2 separate regions of the Homo sapiens genome follow, and region 2 is linked to region 1. A link is an interaction called in ENCODE POLR2A ChIA-PET data of the cell type or tissue named here. Cell type or tissue: PC-3. All regions are shown on one strand. Region 1 has its middle 58 kb from the start of TEKT3. Region 2 overlaps TEKT3 (tektin 3).

Evidence for each region. ChIA-PET counts read pairs that join two places held together with the same protein. Peaks named below come from ENCODE experiments on the same cell type or tissue, not always from the same donor. Only the 100,000 strongest peaks of a DNase experiment are listed, where the experiment ranks them.
Region 2: POLR2A ChIA-PET joins it to region 1 with 7 read pairs; 2 of 35 experiments call an interaction of 5 or more read pairs at or near these places.

The regions. Positions count from the first base shown.
Region 1 is chr17:15,397,116-15,402,115 of GRCh38, forward strand. No RefSeq gene overlaps it. Among named protein-coding and RNA genes, the nearest start is that of TEKT3, 58 kb to the left of the region's middle. In PC-3, no CTCF peak of the experiment used is centred here; DNase peaks (open chromatin) are centred at 1,396 and 2,146; H3K4me3 peaks cover 470 bases; H3K27ac peaks cover 2,199 bases.
Region 2 is chr17:15,332,527-15,337,526 of GRCh38, forward strand. The region is part of intron 2 of TEKT3 (tektin 3); the gene reads right to left. Among named protein-coding and RNA genes, the nearest start is that of TEKT3, 6.6 kb to the right of the region's middle. In PC-3, no CTCF peak of the experiment used is centred here; DNase peaks (open chromatin) are centred at 35 and 1,935; H3K27ac peaks cover 1,284 bases.

The sequences.
Region 1 (5,000 bases):
TCTGCCCACCTACTGAGCTCACGCAATTAGCTCTGTGATGCAGGCCACTCTGAGTCCAGCTTCCCTGGTAAGTCAAAGGTTGTTCCATCACGGATTTTGCCATGATAATGAAAAACAACAACTGGGGCCAGACGCAGTGGCTCACTCCTGTAATCCCAGCACTCTGGGAGACCGAGGTGGATGGATCACGTGAAGTCAGGAGTTCTAGACCAGCCTGGCAACATGTTGAAACCCCGACTCCACTAAAAATACAAAAATTACCCAGGCATGGTGGCGGGCGCCTGTAATCCCAGCTTGGTCAGGAGACTGAGGCAGGAGAATTGCTTGAACCCGGGAGATGGAGGTTGCAGTTAGCTGAGATTGCACCACTGCATTCCAGCCTGGACAACACAGTGAGACCCTGTCTCAAAAAAAAAAAAAAAAGAAAAAAGAAAAAAGAAAAAGAAAACAAAAAGAAAGAAAGAAAAAAGAAAAAAACTGGGTTTCTTATGCACTTAATACCTGCCAAAAGGTGCTCTGGTAAGCCTTGTGCTGACTCGGGCTGAGGGACTCAGGGTCAGCGTTAGAGAGGAGACAGTCGGGCCTGAAGGAAGGGTGGGAGAGGATAGGGCAGAGAGGATCTAGGGGAGGCTGCAGACCTAATAACTGGGGTGGGGGAAGGGTGACGCCCTGCCTTTCTGGACAGGCTCTGCCCCTCTGAATGTGAGGGAACAGCACATTCAGTTCTCTGTGGTTGGTTGAAGACTGATAACAGATCAAGAAGTCTCTTAAGACCGTATGTATTTTCTGTTTAAATTCAAGTTCATTTTTTGGCAAGGATTCCTTCAATAATTCAAAGAACTGAGATTTTGCTTTCATAAATCTAGTGTTCTGACCTGCCAAAAATATTTGCATTTATGAAGAGCAGCAGTGTCCTTGGAGAGCAAATGAGCAGAGTCACGGGAATGGGCAAGCACTTGCCATGGCCAGGCGAAGGGTTTGCCAGTGTGCTTGCTCTCACCACCACCCCACCCCTGTCCTAGCCCTTCGTTGCCATATCCCTTGGTTATAGTCAAAGGCTTTTTCCTGGGGTCCCTGCTACCAGCTTCTCCAGACCCCAATCTACACATTCAGGTGCAGAAACGTCTTCATCAAAGGCTGCTTCAGTCTTTTGCTTTCTTGCTTCGGAACCCAGCAGAGATCTTCAATCCCCCGTCTGAGCCTCATCACTGTCCTCAGATCCCAGTTCACCTTCATCTCTCATTCCTGTCACCTCTCACTGTCTCCATTAGCACCAGCCAAGCCCATCTCATTAACAACCACCGCAGACAACTGGTCTTTTCTGGCATCTGTGCTTTGTCATGAGTCACTTCCCCCATTATAAAACCTCCTCCCTCTTCATCAATTCAGGGCCACCATCTCCTGCAGGACTCAGCTCACCGCCACTGGGAAATGTTCCAAAACAGCCATTTGAGAATTGGTTCATTGTGCCCGGTGTCGCTCAGCCCAGAGACCTTCAGTTTCACCATCTCCAGAAGGAAAAATAATGTCTGGTTTCCTATCAGCACGGGGTACAGGCAGTGTCCTGGCTGTGCAGATGGAGGAGGAAATGGTGGGGGGGGGTCTCTAACATTTTCTTAAACAGTTTTTCAAGGCATGTTCCCTTTTTTTGACCTCTGCTTCTAAGGGCACATGGTGCTGCCATTCCTGGGCCATTAGAGGGTTCTGTGGTCTAAATTGGACCTGCTTTTTGTCTTTCTTCACTCATGGTTAGCAAGGAGCTTTCTACATCTGCTAAATCAGTTGCTATTTGTCCATGTGCTTTATACCTTCCAAAAAGCTGCTGCAACTGACTCCACCCTCCTTTTCTGTATCCTCGCAGCTTTCTGCCTTTTTGTTCCTTAACCCCTCTCTGTAATGTTGATAGAGTTCCACAAACATGTGGCCAAGCTGCCTCTTTAACTGGGAATCCCAAGTGACCGTCTGCTCTTTGCTGCCATGTTCTCTCTCCCCTGAATGTACCTCCCCTCCCCGGCTGTATAATAGACTCCTGGTCACTGTGCCTGCCACTACAGAGTGCAGCTCTCTAGACACACACAGAGATGGCTTTTAACGGATGTCTCAGCAGCCTCTGTTGACTGTGAGCCATTCCAGGGCCACGTGAGTCACTGAGCTTCCTCCAGTGTCTTGTTCTGTCTGCCAGGGCTGGCCAAAGCCCTGGGGAGAGAAACTGGTGTCCCTTCACTCTTTCCCACTTGGCAAGTTATGAAGTACATTCATTGAGCTACGTCCTCTGTCGTGTCACACGTTTCCCATTGGGTCTGTGTTGGGATATGGAGGTACGGTGTCAATCAGACAAACGCAGCCCTCAGCCTGATGTTCTTATTTCCCCCAGAGAAAACAGAAGATGCTTGGGGTTAAGACACTCAGTAAGAAGAGCTTCATACCCCTGGGCCTACACTGACTGATGACACCCTGGTATCGGATCTATTTCTGAACATTAGGGAGAACTGCCGAGGTCCAGCTCTGTTCTGAGCTCCTGCCCTTCCCCATGCACACATCCGGTATACACTGTGCTCTAATCCGCCAGGTGCCCCAGAGACAGGCAAGGAAGAACTGACCCAGGTTGGCGGGTTATTCCTTCCTTCTACCTATATTGTTGGAGTTATGGGCCTTGATTGGTGGAGAGTTTGGGCCTTGATTCAAATAACCAGAACTGGCCAGACTTCCTGGCTCATGCCTGTAATCCCAGCACTTTGGGAGGCTGAGACGGGTGGATCAGTTGAGCCCAGGAGTTCGACACCAGCCTGGGCAACATGGTAGAACCTCATCTCTACTAAGACACAAAAATTAGCCAAGCGTAGCGGTATGCACCTGTAATCCCAGCTACTCAGGAGGCTGAGGCATGAGAATTGCTTGAACCCGGGAGGTGAAGGTTGCAGTGAGCCAAGATCCTGCCACTGCACTCACTCTAGCCTGGGCAACAGAGTGAGACTTGTTCTCAATACTACTACTACTACTAATAAATAAATAAATAAATAAATAAATAAATAAATAACCTGAACTGAGACCCCAGATTTAATCAGATCCATTAGAGGGAGGGCAGCATCCCAAAATTCGGACCCAAGAAAGCAGGAACAGGGTGACTGTGGTCTCACATTGGAGTGCATGATCAATTTGCTCATTTCTTAAGTATGCATTGAGTCCCTTCTCTATGCAAACTCTGTGGTTAGATGCTGGGGGTTCAAGAAAAGCAAGTAGCCTTGGCCCTGTACTACAGGAGATTAGAAGCTATAGAAGATGCAACCAGGTAAATGGGTATCCTCTGTGTGGCAAGTGTTATGCCAGGGTGCTAGAGACAAGTACCAGGAGACTTCAAACTGTTCGTGGAAAAAATGGAATTAAAACATAAATGTTAAAAATGTAATCTTTATTTCTCAACATAACCTCCATCAAGTTCAACACACTTTTGTAAGCAATGATACCAGCCATTTAGTCCATCCTTAAAGAAATGAGGGTCTTGGCCGGGCGCAGTGGTTCAAGCCTGTAATCCCAGCACTTTGCGAGGCCGAGGTGGGCGGATCACAAGGTCAGGAGATCGAGACCATCCTGGCTAACACGGTGAAACCCCATCTCTACTAAAAAAATAAATACAAAAAATTAGCCAGTCGTGGTGGCGGGCGCCTGTAGTCCCAGCTACTCGGAAGGCTGAGGCAGGAGAATGGCATGAACCCAGGAGGTGGAGCTTGCAGTGAGCCGAGATTGCGCCACTGCACTCCAGCCTGGGTGACAGAGTGAGACTCCGTCTCAAAAAAAAAAAAAAAAGAAAGAAAGAGATGAGGGTCTTGAGAATTTAACCATGTTAGTGTAGTCTTTTTTTTTTTTTTTTTTTTTTTTTTGAGACAGAGTCTCACTCTGTCACCCAGGCTAGAGTGCAATGGCATGATCTTGGCTCACTGCAACCTCCGCCTCCTGGGTTCAAGCCATTCTCCTGCCTCAGCCTCCCAAGTAGCTGGGATTACAGGCGCCCGTCACAATGCCCAGCTAATTTTTTGTATTCTTAGTAGAGATGGGGTCACCATGTTGGCCAGGCTGGTCTCAAACTCTTGACCTCAGGTGATCCACCTGCCTCGGCCTCCCAAAGTGCTGGGATTACAGGCATAAGCCATCACACCCGGCCCCAATGCAGTCTTTTTACATTATTAACTGAAGAAAAATGGGTGCCCTTTACATTTTTTTTAATTAGGGAATGAAAAAACAAAGACAGAAGGAGCCAAATCAGGACTGTAAGGTAGATGCCTAATGATTTCCCATCGAAACCCTCACGAAATTTCCCTGTTTGGTGAGAGGAATGAGCAGGAGCATTGTCATGGTAGAAAGGACTCTCTGGTGAAGCTTTCCCAGGCGTATTTCTGCTAAAGCTTTGGCTTTCTCAAAACACTCTCATAGTTAGCAGATGTTATTGTTCTTTGGCCCTCCAGAAAGTCAACAAGCAAAATGCCTTCAGCATCCAAAAAATATTGTTACCATGACCTTTGCCTTTGACTGGTCCGCTTTTGCTTTGACTGGCCCCCTTCCACCTCTTGGTAGCCACTGCTCTGATTATAATTTGTCTTCAGGATCATTCTAGTAAAGCTGTGTTTTATCTGCTGTTATAAGTATTTGAAGAAATGCTTCAGGATCTTGATCCCACCTGTTTAAAATTTCCATTGAAAGCTCTGCCCTTGTTTTCAGCTGATCTGGGCACAACAATTTTGGCACCCATCAAATGGAAATTTGCTCAACTTTAATTTTTGAGTCATAATTGTATAAGCTGAACCTTTGAGATATCTATGGTGTTGGCTTTGGCTATCGTCTCTGCTGTTATTCATCAGTCCTCTTCAATTAGGACGCAAACGGTATTAATTTTTCCTTTGAAAACTGATGTGGATTGTCTGCTACCGTGGGCTTCTTCTTCAACATCATCTCATCCCTTCTTAGAACAATTTATCCATTTGTAAACTGGTGATTGCTTTGGGGCA
Region 2 (5,000 bases), 65 kb before region 1:
CACAAGTCATCCTAAATAAACACTCCATCTGGATGACAATGGTGTGGTTGATATGCAAACGCAGCTCGAGGCAAGTACCTGGATCTCCTTTCCTGGCAACCTACAACCTGTAAGCACCTCGAATGTATAACAGAAATCCTAGGGAAGCCATGGGGTTATGAGGGCTAAGACAATGCTATGTATTTAGAAGGATTAGCAGAGTGTCGGACACATAGAAAGTGTGCAATAGATCTTAACTTTTTAAATTGCTACCTCAGAGAAGTAGATAAAGTAAAAGAAAAATATCCTTCCTCCCCGCAAAGGTGAACTCCTCAGAAGTAGCCACTAAATAGTTCATTAATAGTTGTATCTTTCCAGATTTTTCCTATTCATATACCAACATGTGTATTATTTATATTTTATATACCTCTACCTATATACCATCTATACCTATATACAAAGCTTTTTAATACAAAAACTGAATTATCCTAATCATTTGATATATCATTGTAGATCTTTTTTTTTTTTTTAACTTAAGTATATTTTCTGGGCCACTCCCCCTGTTAGAACATACAGATCTACTTCATTCTTTTTACCAGTTCCATTGTCTGAAACTTTTGGTCGTTATTATTCCAGAAAGCCAAGGATGCCACAGACCACTACGTATCTTTTAGCATTTAAATGTCATTCTGTTTTGGGGTTAATGTCTATGGACTTTTTTACTAAAAAGCAAAACTACAATCAGATCCAATTCTATGCACTGCTCAGAAAAATAAAAATTCTTTAGTGACTACTTAAATAGCTATGTCTTGAGGACTTTGGTACCCAAGTACAAAATAATCTATCTGTAGAATTGCGTTCAAGTCAAAATCCACACAGATCACATGATAAAATAGCTGCCCGTGGCCCTGTGCTTATAGAACCCTAGTTCTCTTTCTGCTAAATTCTTCCTTCCTACGGCCCCCAAACGTGTTATACTGGCCAAACTTACAGACTGATGGTAAAAACAAAAGCCTTAGTTACCATTTGCAGTTCTTTGCTTCAATTTGAAACTTAAACATTACTTTTTGAAAAAGGAAATTTAAAGTACTGAGGCATTAGGGTCCTTAAAGTTGTCTTTAGTTCCAACCCCTTCCCTATGTCAGATCAATAAATAATCTGGTTTATTTCTAGCAAGAAACTTCAAGTGGTGATGGACCACTCCTACTTGGCTTTGGTTTATTTTATTTTATTTTATTTTATTTTATTTTATTTTATTTTATTTTTATTTTTTAGACAGAGTCTCGCTCTGTCGCCCAGGCTCCAGTGCAGTGGCATGATCTCGGCTCACTGCAAGCTCTGCCTCCCAGGTTCACACCATTCTCCTGCCTCCTCAGCCTCCCGAGTAGCTGGGACTACAGGTGCCCGCCACCATGCCCGGCTAATTTTTTTGTATTTTTAGTAGAGTCGGGGTTTCACCATGCTAGCCAGGATGGTCTGGATCTCCTGACCTTGTGATCCACCCACCTCGGCCTCTCAAAGTGCTGGGATTACAGGTGTGAGCCACCACGCCCAGCTGGTTTATTTTATTTTCAGAGACAGAATCTTGCTCTGTTGCCCAGGCTGGAATGCAGTGGCATGATCACTGCTCACTGCAGCCTTGAACTCCTAGGCTCAAGCAATCCTCCCAAGTAGCTGGAGCTACAAACACACACCACCATGCCTGGCTACTTTTATTTATTTATTTTAGTAGAGATGAGCAGGTTTCACTATGTTGCCCAGGCTGGTCTCAAACTCCTGGCCACAAGTGATCCCCCACCTCAACTTCCCAAAGTGCTGGGATTACAGGCATGAGCCATCATGCCCAGCCTGCTTAATTCTTGACAATAAGAGATCCAGAAACCAATAGCTCACTTCATCCTTCAACCATGGAATTTCACGTGTAGAATGCCACGTGAGTTTTCCCAGCATTTGTTATATAGGCATCTTGAGACGTCTCAACCCATGTTTGAAATGTGAGTCATCTGCTCCAGGGGTGATATCTGAAGATGCAGAGGTTTACACACCAGATGAGATATGTGGACTGAGAAAAACAAATATAGTTTACAAAAGCACCTGGTGATGTGTTTTTTAATTAGAGGTGAGATTTGTCTTAGAATCTGGAATCTAAAGCATAAAGCATAGTGGTTTACAGATCACAGAAGTAGAACTCCTCATGTACGGCAGTCAGTTTCATATGGAGAGAATATTTTACAGCCACACCTGAAGTTCTAGCTCCACCAGCCATCTTGTAAGCCATTCAGGAAGACTGAATAAAAGACATCACGTGGGGATGGTTTCACCAAAATATTCCACTGTCATGCATTTTGGGCCATTAATGGTCAAGAAAACCAAGACTGTCATGAACTAAGAAATACTTAAAAACTGAAAACTGATTTCTACCTCCAACCATGACAGAATAATAAAAACCAGACTTAGCCTCTTATATCTAAAAATCTAGACAAAATATATGAAACAACTGCATTCAGACCTCAGACAACAGGCATCATAGGCTCTGATCCTTGAGAGAAGGGAAACAAATAAGGTGAGCCCTCTGATTGTCAAGGTATTGTGCCTAAAGGCAATTTTCAGACAATGAGAAAAAACATGAAAACTGAACAGAGCCTGGCAGCTTTTGTGAGTTGAGAAAGTGATCAGAATTCAGGGAGGCTGAGAAAGCTAGAAATTGTAGAGCAGGTTTCTGGAATAAAGTGAGCTATGCCGAAATAGAGATCCAGAAATCTACAAAGGGATCTTTGTGAGTCTTTGCTGAGAATAGGCTGCATATGCATCAAGGAACACTCCACAAACCTTGGCAAAGAGTGATGGCAGAGCTGTTAGCTGAACAATTTCTAGAACTTACAGAGGGTGGAGATACATTATGAACACAGACTAACTAGATTGGAGGGTCATTGACAATCACCTGGAGCATTCAAGGGAGACACTAGAGAGGCCACACGTTAGAGGTAGGGCTGAACTATACCTGGAGTGAAGGTAATGAAGACTCACTCTAGCAAAGCTTGAAAACAGGTCTCAAAGATATCAAGCTAATCCACAAGTAACTTAACTACCTGACATCAAGACACTCCAATATGTAACATCACAATGTCCAGCATCCAGTCAAAAATGACCAGACATAATAAGGAGCTCAAAAATGTAACCCCTAAAGAAAAATCAGTCAATGGAAGGAGGCCTAGAAATGGCAGAGATGATGGAACTAGTAAACTACATACAAGTATTTGATACAAGGACATTGAGAAGACAGAAATGGAAGACTGGAGAAGAACCAAATAAACTTCAGGAATAAAACATACAATATATACTTGCACAACTTCACTACATGAGATTAACAGCACATTAGAAATTAGTGAGCTCAGACTTTTTTTTTAACTAAAAAAGAAAATTAAAAGCACCTTGGTAACCTATGGTGCAATAGCAAAGGTTCTAATATTAAGGTTTTGCAGTGCCATAAAAAAAAGTAGAGAGACAAAAATATTTGAGGAAATAATGGCTGAATATTTCCCAAATTTGCTGAAAACTATAAATACCTAGGTCAAGAAGCTCCACAAACTCCAAGAATACACACACACACACACACACACATACGTGCACACACACAACCCCCTGCTGCCACCACCACTCCAAGGCTCATAATCAAAATGCTGAAAACCAGGGATAGAGAGAAAATTTGAAAATCAGACAGGAAGGACATATTTGGAAAAAAAGAACGAAGATAAGAATTAGTGCTGAATTATTGTCAGAAACTACCCAAACCAGAAGACAAACAACATTTTAAAAGGGCTGGAAGAAAGTGTAAGCCTCAAATTCTATATCTAGTGAAAATATCCTTCAAAAAATGAAGGTGAAATAAAATCTTTTCATAAAAACGAAATCCAAAAGAATTCATCAGCAGCAGACCTGCAATAAGAGAATTGTTAAAGGAAATTCTTCAGGCAAAAGGAAATTATACCAGATGGAAACTTGGATCCACACAAAGAAATAAAAATGTCAGAAATGGTAAGCATGTGTGCTAATAAGAAAAAAAAAAATCTTTCTAACTTTCAAATTTCTTTAAAAGATCATTATTTAAACTAAAAATAAAAAATTGTGGCATTAATAAAATAGAAGTAAATTATATGGTAGCCATAGCACAAATGATAGGAGGGCTTAGATGGCCATATTAGATTATAAGGGTCTTATAACTGAAGTGAAATAATGTCATTTAAACATATACTGTGATAAGTTAAAAATATGTATTGCAAACTTTAGAATAGCCAGTTCTCAAAATGTAAACTAAGGACCCATGGGTATGCCTAAGACCTCTTTGGAGGTGAAATGGTCAAAATTGTTTTCATAGTAAATACTCAGATGCTATTTGCCTTTCTCACAAATTTACAATGGAGCTTTTCAGAGGTGACATGATACATACTATCACAACAGGCTGAATGAGGATGAGAGCCCAGCTACTAAGCTAAAAATTACTTTGCCAAAAATATAAAACAATACTAAATACTTCTTACTAAATTATTTTTTGTTTCAGAAAAAAAATAATAAAAATAAATGTTTTAATAAAAACATTATGTTAATGTATAATGGATTATTATGGTTATTTTAAAATAATTTATAGTTTTTAATTTCTAGTATAATAAATACAATAGATATAATCCACATAAGTAAAAGCTCTTTGAGGTCCTCAATATTTTTAAGAATGTAAAGGTGTCCTGAGATAAAAATGTTTTTGAACCACTGAGCTGGAGCAATATCTAAGACTAAAAAACAAGAGTTTTGACCAATAATGAAGGAAAAAAATGGAAGACAAAAAAGACTCATAATTATTCCAAGAGAAAAGAGAACCAAAAATAAGACAAAGAAAAAACAGGAAAATGATACAAATCCAACTATGCTGATAATTAAACAATCCAATTAAAAGGCACAGATTATTAGAAATCGTTTTTAAATAGCAATATTGAACTATAAGCTGTCCAGGAAAAATCTCACTTTAA